3 separate regions of the Homo sapiens genome follow, and all the other regions are linked to region 1. The links are chromatin contacts, found by Hi-C or POLR2A ChIA-PET in ENCODE. All regions are on one chromosome and are shown on one strand. Each heading gives the region's core, a stretch centred on a gene start or an enhancer-like site at or near the end of the contact. The rest is flanking DNA. Distances are from core to core; before and after follow the strand shown. Region 1 has its middle 38 kb from the start of PRSS2. Region 2 holds the start of BRAF (B-Raf proto-oncogene, serine/threonine kinase). Region 3 holds the start of TCAF1 (TRPM8 channel associated factor 1).

The links. Hi-C counts contacts between places; a loop is a spot of excess contacts on that map. ChIA-PET counts read pairs that join two places held with the same protein, here RNA polymerase II (POLR2A). Pooled maps may share reads with other maps.
Region 2: a loop to region 1 is called in a map with no recorded cell type, with 10 times the contacts of the local background. The contact joins the promoter of BRAF here to the enhancer-like site in region 1. A Hi-C loop is called at or near these places in 2 of 37 single-sample maps with no recorded cell type and 7 of 50 pooled maps.
Region 3: a loop to region 1 is called in a map with no recorded cell type, with 14 times the contacts of the local background. The contact joins the promoter of TCAF1 here to the enhancer-like site in region 1. A Hi-C loop is called at or near these places in 2 of 37 single-sample maps with no recorded cell type and 7 of 50 pooled maps. POLR2A ChIA-PET finds 5 or more read pairs at or near these places in 1 of 52 experiments (OCI-LY7).

What each region holds. Positions count from the first base shown.
Region 1 is chr7:142,806,567-142,810,600 of GRCh38, forward strand. It overlaps TRB. Among named protein-coding and RNA genes, the nearest start is that of PRSS2, 38 kb to the left of the region's middle. RefSeq lists an enhancer at 1,823-3,022 and a cis regulatory region at 2,144-3,035. Within about 2 kb of position 2,370, at least 10 of the 41 ENCODE cell types and tissues checked have a DNase peak (open chromatin) inside an H3K27ac peak, as active enhancers do; they include OCI-LY7, where a contact is called at or near this core.
Region 2 is chr7:140,922,991-140,927,024 of GRCh38, forward strand. BRAF (B-Raf proto-oncogene, serine/threonine kinase) reads right to left here and starts at 1,939. Exons shown (of 18, transcript NM_004333.6): 1 at 1,576-1,939. The coding sequence starts at 1,713. LOC105375536 (a long non-coding RNA gene) reads left to right here and starts at 2,102. Exons shown (of 5, transcript XR_002956518.2): 1 at 2,102-3,512. RefSeq lists a silencer at 1,762-1,831.
Region 3 is chr7:143,900,005-143,904,038 of GRCh38, forward strand. TCAF1 (TRPM8 channel associated factor 1) reads right to left here and starts at 2,172. Exons shown (of 9, transcript NM_014719.3): 1 at 1,957-2,172. LOC105375549 (a long non-coding RNA gene) reads left to right here. Exons shown (of 3, transcript XR_007060574.1): 3 at 1-1,949. RefSeq lists enhancers at 1,140-1,677, 1,353-1,402 and a silencer at 2,193-2,332.

The DNA of each region.
Region 1 (4,034 bases), core at 1,120-3,619:
CTCATCACCAGGTTCACTTTTACCATGTCCTAGAAACTCCCCTATGCTATATAAGAAGACTCATAGTATAGAATGGCATGAAGCATGGCCAACAGTTTTAATCACAGTTCATTTCCATTGCTTGTGGCAAACTCCCATGGCTCCCAAAAAGCTGATTTCTGAGGCTTGGGACCCCATAACCTAAGACTACCCAACCCACCTAGACTCAAACACAACATATTCCCTGCCTTATTCTAGGGTTGAATGTTCTTTCCTCCTATCTGGAAGCCTTCCTTTTCTTGCTGTCTGTGTTTGTGAATTTGAAGTTCCTGGGTTCCTTAACATCCCTACATCTCTGCCTGTCCTTTTATTTTTTTTATTGTGGCAGAACTTATGAATCATCTCCCTCCAACAGACATGATATTTTCTATTCGCCATCCCCCTCTCCTATAGACTCAACTACATGCCTTTCTCTCCCATCTCTATCCATAGTCTTTATCTCTGCTGCTGGTGGACTCCTGAGAGGGCTTCTTGGGGAATATGGGGCCCCAAAAATGAGTGAATGGCTTCTGTAGGTCAGCAAAAAGGATCTGAAAATGAGCCTACACCTGTGACTATTTCCAAAGGATTTTTATCAGCTTGCTCTGCAACTGATCTCAACTGCCCTCTGTGAATATGAGCATTTAATCCACACAACATGTAAAGCTAATTCTCAGCTCCTTTTTGCCAACCTACAGTTGCTATTCACTTATCTCTGGGACCCTATAGTCCCCCCAAAAGCCCTCTCAGGTGTCTACATGCAACAGAGTGCCCATATTCTGGCAAGAACCCATAAATCTATGCGAGACAGAATCATTAGAAACTTTAAAACTTGAGTTTTTGGAATGGAAAAAAAGCATGTAGTGGATGGATGAAAACATTATCGTAGCAAAGAAGATGTTGTAATGCAGAGACCTGGGTTTAAGCCTTAGTTCTGTCATTTATCAACTATGTGACCCTGGGCAAGTGATCACCTCTGAGACTCAGTTTTCCTTGCTGTAAAATGAGCTCAATTACAAGCCCAACTTCATAAGATCGTTTTATCTCATTTAACCCACACAACATGTAAAGCTTTTAGAACAATATCAGTAAGTATTAGGTGTTATTATAACTACTACCAACCTGAAGATTTTTTTCAGGCAAAACATTTTCAGTTTTCTCAATTTTGTTATTATAGGGCACAGTTTTGAGCACGTCCTACTTTCCATAGCCCAATCACTCCCTTCTGAAAACATTAAAGTTTGTTTTTATCCCTCTATCTTTTAAAAAATGTGTTGTACAGGACCTGACCCAGCACCAGGTGGGTTCTGACCTACAAAGAGTAAAGGGGGAACTTTGCCTCCTCTTTCTCAACATCTTATACGTTAGTTGGTTCCATTAGGACAATTTATCTACTTTTTGTACGCTCACCATCCCGTTGACTCACAGAGCTCACTTTGACTCACCCCCTGGGTGTTTTTTCACATATCCTTCTTTCACATATTCCCCTTCCTGTGTTCATATAGATGGTTTTCTCTGTTTGGTGGGGGAGGAGGGAGAGAGAGAATGTTTATCATGTTTATTCAGCTTATCTCTCCAACCTATTAAGATTCTGCAGGATTCTAATTTTGTGATTCATTATATTTATCCTTCTATCCTCATGCCATCTCAGATATGATCATCTTGCCTGATTCATTACTATAAGAGTGATTCATGAAATTCATAGCAAGATCACAGCTCAACAGAGACCCCACATTCCCCAAGCCTTGTCTGAAGTCCAGGAGCTGCTAAAACACAGAGAATTAGCTTCTGGTCCTCCTCTGGCCCCAGCTGCATGGCTCTGAACAACTCATTTTTATTCTCTGGGCTTATATGTCCTCCTCTGTGATATGAGGACATTGGGTAAAGTGATCTCTAAGAATCTTCAAACTCTGCTCTTCAGATTCTCTGATTCAAAGCCTGCAGTCTCTGAAGTACCAAGAGAATGGGAACTCAGAGAAGCTAAGCTCTTCCTGGCCTCAAATCATACATATCTGTGACATAGTCTCAGACAGTCTGATGGTGGAAGAGGACAGCACTGGCACTGGAGTCCCACAGTTAGCAAGAGTCAACTGGAGCCCTGACACCTGTTCCCTGGCCCTCCTCCATCAAAAAGGTCTAGGGCCATGAATGACAAGAAAATTGTGTTAAAAAGGAGAGTGGCCCTGAATCAAAAGGTGGGAAGTAATGAGATGTAAATCGGGGTCTTTTAGGTAATAGCTGACAACTGGGGTAGGAATGGGGGTTCTGAGCCCAGTGCTGGCTGCCGGGCTGTTTATCTCTGAGTCACATCAGCACCAAGCCACAGCAGCCACCTGCCCTAGCTCCATCTCTTACAGTCACAACAGGATGTGGTTTGACATTTACTGGGTCCTGCATCTGGGGTGCCTGTGAAAGTTGCTCCCTCCACCCACCCACCTTCAGAGCATCATGAGAACCACACTCACCGCATCCGGCACCCAACCCCCTCCTATGCTGCTCTTTCTACCTGGGCCCCTGGTTAGCATCCTGGCAGTAGAAATAGAACTTCAGAGGGGAGGGGCAGGGTCTCTAGAGGGGAATCTAGGTATCCCAGATCCATGTGCAGGCCTCCCCTCCCCCAACACATCTTTACACCTGCTGGAGGTTATGCACAAGATCAAAGGCCACAGTGGGCACCATGAAGATAGTGGAGAATGAAAAACAGCTGCAATAACTGCTCTGACCCAGTTGGGATCCCTTCTGGTCCCACATCACTCAGGCAACTCTCTCTTCCCACCTGCCCCCCAAACTCCCTTCCACCTCCCTCCACATGTATCCTCCCACTTCCTTCCACTCATGTAATGAGAGGTGCTGATGAGTCACAGGAGAGGTAGCCCTAGATAACCAACAGACTGCAAAACGGACAGTCCCTGGATGTCTGAGCCAGTGTTTGTGCACTGCATTGACTGGCTCCTCGTAGTTTTTTCCTGTAGTTGCTAAAGCCTGTAAGGTCTGTGTGATGAATATTTTCTAACACATCTTAGAAGAACATAATGCAAGACAGAATGAAAAACTAGAGAGGCAGAAACCCCCAAAGTAAGTAGTGGGAAATTACCAGGTATATAATAGGTCAAGCCTGCTCTGCAGGAGCTCAAGGGATTGTAGCATTCTTATCCCAAACCACTGAATCCTGGGCAAAAATAAGAAGTCGCCTAATTTTAGTATTACCAGCTTCCCAACCCCGGGCATTCTTCATCTTACTCAAGCTGTCCAGAGGCCCCAGGGTGACTCCCTATAAGTCCCATGGGTGGCTGAGATCTATTTAGAGGCACAAGGGTATCTCCTTATAAGTCCCATGGGTGGCTGAGATCTATGAGAAGCATCTTGGGGAGAGTGCCTCTGGCCACCAGCATGTGGCCCTGAATCTTCCATGTGCAACTGGCCAGGGAAGGAGATATATGGAAATAGTCATCCTGCACATCTGCAAAATCAGATGCAAATCCTGGAAGCTCTCCTAGAAAAGAGACAGCCTCATCTGATTAAAGGGGCAAGTGAGTTTGATGAATTATTGGCAAGAGACAGCATGTCTGAACAGGATCGGTCATCCTAAACTGCTTTCCTTTGTCCCCTGGAATTATAATGACTGTGGATTTCTGAGTCCTAGATGGTATGGAAACAGTTATGGGAATGAACAGTCTTGCATGAATAAGAGCAGATAACATGGAGGATGTTAATTTGTTCTGCTGAATTTAGGTGGCTTTCAAGCCTCTCCTTCAATGCTCACCTGTCTCTAGGATGCTCTGTGCAATGATCAGGACTTTTTTTCTTCAGATTCTCTAAAACTTACAATATTCACATAGACCTGCACATTTCTACACAAACTGACTCTCCTGCTTGCAATGTCATTTTGCTTATATAACTATTAGCCTCCTAAAGAGCTAAACTTAGCTACAATTTTATGTCCTTTGTGAAGTTTTCCAGAATTTTTGCAGTATATTACAGGAAGGAAAAATCTGCCTCAAGTCTCTACTAATTCT
Region 2 (4,034 bases), core at 689-3,188, 1.9 Mb before region 1:
TCTAAGCAAAAATGCATACTGAAAAGTGGAATGATTTTAAGAAACTTAAAAATGAGAAATTTTAGAACAGATCAAATGATGGTACAGAACACATTTTGGGCATGTAACAAAGATGATATAAAGAGTAGAAAACAAACATTATCATAAACAAGCTGATGCTGAATAAAGCAAGCATATTGGATGAATTTCCAAAGATGATGATGCAAAAAAAAAATTGCAGAGAGAATGAGATGTTATGAGAATTGAGAAATTAGATGTTAATAGTAAGTAGCAAAGAGAACTTCGAGCAAAGTCAACAGAGTAAGTCACATTACCTAATCAATAACTGTAAACCACAATTATTATACCATATCTTATTTGTAAAGCATAATAAAGTATTATTTTCTGTAATAAAATACCAAATATTTGTAATAAATTTTATGTAATAAAAAAACGTAAATAATTTGACACAGTGCTAAGAGGCTGACTAATGCAAAAACAGGCTGAGAGAAGCAAGGACTGGAGAGGAAAAAGGAAAAGGAAAAAAATAGGACAAAAAGGAGGACAACACTAAGAAATCAATCAGACCTATAAAAATGGGTAGGAATAAAGAGGTGTGAATGCACAATGGACGACTAGCCAAAAAGTGCCAGTAGTGCAAGCGCGAAAAGAGCCAAGTGAAACCTGATGGAATCTTGACAGCTTCTGGGCTCAGAAAACAAGTAGCTCCAAAGTGTCCAGGAGGATTTGTGAAGATAACAACAGACAACAATGTTAGGGAGTGGTGAGATCAAGTACAGAGCCTCAAGAGGACCAGGGTAAGAGAAGTGCAAAAATGCTCTTAAGTGGGAGCTGGGGTTAGAAGGCAGGCAGGTCCGACAACTGGAAAATGAGCGGGCGGTAGATGGGAATAGAATGGGGGTTACCAATCAGCGACAGAGCGCTGACAAACATTAGGAACAGAGGACCAGAGACCAGAAAAGGCATCGGAAACTGCGATTTAGGATTGAAAAAGTAAAGACTAAATCAAAATAATTTGCTGGGTAAAACAGGTGAAGAGAAATCCCCAAATAGAAAAGTGAAAAAGGGCAGCGGACTGAGAAGGGGGGCAGTCCGGGAGAGGAGAGAGGAAATGATGAGCCCCATCATCCCCACGACCATGTAAGAATTACACGCGACAGTAACTCGGGCTGTTGTCTCAGCCCCAGCAACTAACCTATATCCTCCACGTCGAGGCCGCCGCCGCCCCCACCCCACAGAGATGCAGAGCTGGATACTTCAGCCAATCGTGACCTTCTCGGACCAACCCTGAGTTTCGCCCCCTATTGATAGCCTCCCGCTCAACCACCGCTGCCCCAATCCCCACATCTGGGGTGGGGGCCAGGGAAACCCCCCGGGCCATTGTGTGTGTTTACGTAGGAAGGCGCTGCATGACGGAGAGGGACACGGGGGCGATGCCCACCTCCCAGCCCGCGGAGCTGGCCCGAGAAGGTGGCTGAGGGCATCAAGCCCCCACCGCCGCCTCTTTCCAAAATAAACACCAGCCAGCCGCCGAGCCCGGAGTCGGGAGGGCGGCAGGGTGGCGCCAGCACTCACCTCCTCCGGAATGGCAGGGTCCGCAGCCGAAGAGGCCGCGGCGCCGGCGCCGGCGCCGGCCTCGGGCTCCATGTCCCCGTTGAACAGAGCCTGGCCCGGCTCCGCGCCGCCACCACCGCCACCGCTCAGCGCCGCCATCTTATAACCGAGAGCCGGGGCCCGAGCGGCCGCTGTCGGGCGGGGAGGGGGAAGGGAGGCGGAGAGCTGGGGGAGGCGGAGGCGGAGGCGGAGGCGGAGGAGCGGGGGGCGCGGGGGGCGCGGGGAGGAGCGGCCCGGGCGGCGCCGCGGGCGGAGGGCGCCTGGGCCACCTCAGGTACCGGCCCGCGGCCCCGGGCGCAGCCGAGCCTGAGGGGATTGGGGGAAGGACGCTAGGCGGGGGTGCGGGGGGGAGCGGGGGAAGGGGGCGGAGACGACGAGAAGTCGCCGCGGCAACGGCGTCACCCGCGTGTCACGGTCGTGACGTCACCCCGGTGCGTGACGTAATCTGAGGCGCGCCTTCGCGCCGTCGTCCGGGGAGGGTTTTTTCCCTTCTAACCACCCGCGCTCTCACACTTTGCCTCCGCTCCGCCGTTTCCATGGCTCCGGTTTCCTACTTTCCTCTTGTCTCCTCCGTCCTCAGCCTGTTCTGTAATGTGGGATTTACTAGAAGAGCAGGGCTGGTGTTCGAGGAGGAGAAGTTGAAATCCTAGAGGGAGGAAGGCGGGGAAGCCAATACTACTTGCTATTTCCACTGCAATGAACGTCTCTGTGTCATCAAAATAAGAACTTCAACCCCAAGGTTGAAACAGCCAAGCAGAATTTGATGGAAATATATTTAGGAACAGCTAAATTAGCAGTGCGACGCGTGTTTTCTTTTCATTGAAGAATTCAGCCAGTTAAAACGAGTCTAAATGGAAGTCTGAAAGCTTTTTCTTCATTGTTGAGGAATAAAATATTTCGTGTATTTTTCGTTTTCCAGATTCATTCATTTAACAAATATCAGTTGAGCACTTTCCATGCCGTAGGGCCTGTACAAGGCACATAGCATTCTAGACATCTGAAGCATCAAAACTAATCATTTTTATTTTGAAGAAAATCACTCAAAATATTTTATGTACTTTGTGCCTTTCATGAACAGAATATTCCAAGCATTCTCTGCAAAATACGCATGAAAACAATTGGGAGAGAAGAGGTCAATTATCTTTGAGAAGCCCAATTACAGAATGAAATTCAATTCATTATTAAAAATACATGGATCTAATAAAGAATAAATAATTGGAAAAGAAAAGTTTAAGGAAGAGAGAAACGGGAATGAGAAACAATTACTGTGGGCTCCCAATGGCCTGGAGTGAATCACCAAAGTAACCTAAACATGAAGTCATGAAAAACTAAGTGGATTCTGCCTTTTAGTACTTCCCATCATGGGGGAAGTCACCAGCGACCTCCTTACTGTATTTTGGATGATTCAAGAAATAGAAAGGTGTCCTACTGACTTCTGAAACAGGGTGTCTTCATATTGATTAGGGTCACCGTAAGCCTGGGAGCTGATGCTTACTCTCAGGTAAAGGATGCTGTGTGAGGCTGCTTGATGAATGAGAATACTAACATTCTTCTGCATTGAAAAAATATAACCTATAAGATGAACATTGTAGGCCGGGCGCAGTGGCTCACGCCTGTAATCCCAACACTTTGGGAGTCTGAGGCGGATGGATCACCTGAGGCCAGGAGTTTGAGACCAGCCTGGCCAACGTAGTGAAACCTCATCTCTATTAAAAGTACAAAAAATTAGCCTGGTGTGGTGGTGCACACTTGTAATCCCAGCTACTCAGGAGCCTGAGGCAGGAGAATCATTTGAACCTGGGAGGCAGAGGTTGCAGTGAGCCGAGATTGCACCACTGAACTCCAGCCTGGGCAACAGAGCCAGACTCTGTCTCCAAAAAAAAAAAAACATGAACATGGTATGCTTTGTTAACTTCATTGTACATTCTCCTCCAAGTAGGAAAGTTTCTATGAGGAAATAAATTTAAATCAAAAAGTGGCTTGGCAAATGTAGAGTAAATGATCACAAGGGATGATGTCATCAAGCTAAACTAATCTGAAGCACCCTTTACTATAAGGACATACTTAGAAGCAGACTGAAATAGCACCATTAGCCAGTCATGGCACCTTTTCCCCTTTCATCACCCTTTCATCACCCTTTCATCAGAAACACAACTGGCAAGATTTTTGTTAATTCTCTAACTGTCCTATTTCATTTTTAAAAAATTAGCTGCTAAAAATGTTATATCATTATAACACTTCCTTATAACATTAAAAGTTTTAAAGGCTTTTATCCTCACATTGGTTCCATTTTGAATTCTAGCCTTATTTGTCAGTATCAGTCTGTAGTTCAGATCTTCCATGATTATTTCTCCACAGGATGACTGGTCTCATCCATTTAATATTGATTCTTCTTAGCGTTCTACTCATTTGACATTTTC
Region 3 (4,034 bases), core at 922-3,421, 1.1 Mb after region 1:
AACAAGAATGCTCATCCACTGCTGGAGGGAGTGCAAACTGGTTTAACACTTTGGAAAGTTTAGAAATGACCCAATAAAATTGAATACACATAAATCTTATAACTCCGCAATTCTACTCCCAGCTATATACTCTAGGGAAGCTCCCACACAAGTGTACTTGAATATTAGAGGACATGGGCAGGCTTTAAAGTGGCCCCGATAATCCCTGCCTCCAGGTGTTCATGTCCTTGTGTCACCCCCTTCCCTTCAGTGTGAGTTGGGCCTAGGGACTCACTTCTAATGAATATAAAATGGCAAAAATAATGGGATGTCGCTTCTGAGGTTACAGAAAGAATCTGACTTCTGTCTTTCTCTTTTTCTCTGTGGGAGCCTTCTCTCTGGGGGGAGTAAGCTGCCATGTTGCAACCATTCTTTATACAGAGGCCCATGTGGCAAAGAACTGATGTGTACAGCCAGGGTCAGTGAGGCCAATCGGCCTGCCAGCAGTCATGTGAGTAAGCCTGGGAGAGGTCCTCGACCCTACGCCTAGCCTTGAGATGACTGAGGCCCAGTCAATACCTTGATTGTTGATACAGCTTGTGAGAGACCCTGAGTCAGAGACTCCCAGCTAAGCCCCTCCTGGATTCCTGATCACAGAAACTGTAAGATAGGAGGTAACAGGACTTGTTTTGTTTGTTCGCTTTGGTTTGAAGCTGCTAGGTGTTGGGGTAATTTGTTACATAGCTTATAGATAAATCATACACCTCCAAAAGTAGAAACAATCCAATGTCCATCAGCAGTAGAATGGATAAATTATGTACATTTACACCTTAAATGACGAAAACGAAAATGGAAGGAAGCATGAAAGATGAATCTATAAAACTTAAGAATACGTACAGGATAATGTCATTAATATAATGTCATTATAATGAGAAAGCCAATACATATGTTTTAGGAATACACACACAAATATGGTAAAACTAAAAAGAAAAGCAAGGGATTCATTAAATTAAGACAAAAATCACGAAAGATGTCACATCTCAGAGAATGGAGGAGAATGGACCATGGGCATCAGTTGGGACTCATGGGCTTCTAAGGTACTGTGACGCCCTATTTCTTGACCCAAGGAGATGGTCAGGCATTCGTTTCATTATTTTTTAGACCATTCTGAGATATTTCATTTACTTTTTATTCAACATTTTAAAACAAAGTATTGAAACCAATTCATCAACAAATCACTAGTTTGGAGGATGAAAGTGATGGACCGATGGTTGGCTGGTCAGCTAGACAGACACATTCTGTCCTTTACGTCTAGTTCGAGCTGTACTTCTTCTAAATTTCCATGATTATCCAATTGGCAAAGATCTTTTTCTCCTGTACTTAAGGCCTTCTTCCGTTGCAGGTTGGGCCAAACTAGCGGCCAGCTCTCGGCTGTTTACCAGGGAACTGTATCACCCAGCACTTGCTGCTTCAGGCCAAATGCATTCCAGACTAACATTCAGCCTGAATCCCCGCGCCGCTCTCACCGCCACCCCTCCCCAGGTCCCTTCCCCCACCACAAACCCACACTGCGCCCGTGGGCGCCTAGAGCACTGGGGTGGATGAGAACTTCCACCTGGGCTTAACGGAGACAAGCTAGCCTAGAAGAATGCAAGCCCCCAGCTGGCGAGATCAAATCGCCTCGAGGGTTCCTGCTAGCTCAGATCTTAATGGCTCCTTGCGGAGCAAAAAACAAATCCTACGAAAATAGGGGGGGTCATCGCCTCCTGCCCAGCAGAGGGCATAACAATGCGGCGAGAATGAAATAGGCACCGAGCTGCAGAGAAAAATCATCAACGGGGTAGAGACGAAGGAAGGGATCCTCGGTGGAACGGCTCTATCACCTGGGGGCGCGCGCAGAGGCCGCAATCCACGCCCGGCCCTCCCCAGACGCTAAACGTCGCACCCCGCCCACCGCTCCCCGCCCCGGACACTAACCCGGGGCCCAGGCCTCGGTCACCGCGGGCCTCTCCTGGTCCAGAGTCTACGCTGAACCCCACTCACTGTTTGCCCCGCTGTTCCCTGCAGCGCGGGTTCGGGGCAGTAGCAACCTGCTAGGAGCGGGAGGCGGTTGTTCCCAGGAGGAAGCAGCTTCTCCGCCCAGGAGGCAAAGGGCAGCGGGCTCGAAACTACAGGACTTGGAAAGTCTTAGGCGGAGACTGCGGGGGTGGGGGGTGGTGAGGAGGGGCCTTCCAGGGAGCTGATTGGTCGACGCGGACGGGGGCGGGACTTGGCCGGCGCCGTCCCTCCCCTAGACCTCAGAGGCCCTGCCCGCAGATGTGGCGCCAAATCCCGGATGCAGGCCTAGGCGCCAGCCCAGGAATATAGGGAGCAAATTGTTAAGAACAAAACAAAACAAAACAAAAGTGAGAATACTTCTGAACAAGTGACGGCCTTGATAAATAGCGAGAGATGTTTATATAAAATAATACAGGACTATTTTTAAGGACGAGTGAAATCTATCGGTTCTAGCTATAGTTTTTAATTAAAAAAGCAAGTTGTATTAAAATGGAGAGTAGGATCTCTCTTTCCCCCTCCCCTCCCCTCCCCTCCCCTCCCCTCCCCTCCCCTCCCCTCCAGGGGGAGGGTCTGCTTCTGCCACCCAGGCTGGAGTGCAGTGGTGCCATCACAGCTCACTGCAGCTTCAACCTCCCAGGCTCAAGCGATCCTTCCACCTCAGAGGCTGGGACCACAAGTGCGCCGCCACCACGCCCAGCTAACTTTTTGATTTTTTGTTAGAGACAGGGTTTTACTTTGTTGCCCAGGCTGGTCTCGAACGCCAGGGCTCAAGTGATCCTCCCGCCTCGGCCTCCCAAAGTGCTGGGATCACAGGCCTGAGCCACTGCATCAGCTTTAGCATTACATTCGTGTATGAAGAAGACATGCTGCATGTGCTTCTATAAGAGGCGGGGCTAACGGTGGAGAAATTGTCTATTGATTCTTACCTTCACAACCACTGAATTGTTTTTTTTTAAACCAATACATTGTTTTTATAAGTTTAATAAAACAGTAAGGCGTTGAGAATGTTACTAACCAATCAACAGATGACAGATATTGGGCATGAGGGAGGAAAGAAAGAAAGGAGTAGCAGGGAAAAAGCCTGGACTTTGAAGCCACCACATCCTCTGCTTACAAGTTGGGCAGTGTATTCATTGCTAAGGCTGCTGTGATAAATTTTCACACATTTAGTGGCTTAAAACAACACAGATTTACTACTATCTTCCAGGACTGTAGGTCCTGGAAGTCCAGCACAGGTCTCACTGGGCTATCATCCAGGTGTAGGCAGGGATGTGTTTCTCTTTGCAGGATCTAGGGACAAATCTATTTTCCTTGCTTTTTCCAGCTTCCAGAGGCTCCCGCATTCCCTGGCTTGCAGCCCTTTCCTTCATCTTCAAAGTCAGCAATCTCATGGCTCCAGCCTCTGCTTCTGTGTCACATCTCCTTCTTTGAGTCTCCTGCTTCCTTCTTTCACTTAGAAGGACCTTGTGATTACATTGTGCCTATCCAGATAATCTAGATAATTTCCCATCTCAAGGTCAGCTAATTAGCAGCCTTCATTCTGTCTGCAACCTTAATTCTCCCTTGCCATGTAGCATTGCGTATCACAAATTCTGGGAATTAGGATCTGGACATCTGTATTAATCCATTTTCACACTGCAGATAAAGACATTCCCCAGACTGGGCAATTTACAAAAGAAAGAGGTTTAATTGGACTCACAGTTTCACGTGGTTGGGGAGGCCTCACAATCATGGCAGAAGGCAAGGAGAAGCAAGTCACATCTTATGTGGATGGCGGCAGGCAAAGAGACAGCTTGTTCAGGGAAACTGCCGTTTTTAAAACCATCGGATCTCCTGCGACCTCTCCACTATCATGAGAACGGTTGGGGAAAGACCCACCCCCATGATTCAATCATCTCCCACCAGATCCCTCCCATAACACGTGGGAATTATGGGAGCTGCAAGATGAGATTTGGGTGGGGGCACATAGCCAAACCATATCAACATCTTTAGGGAGC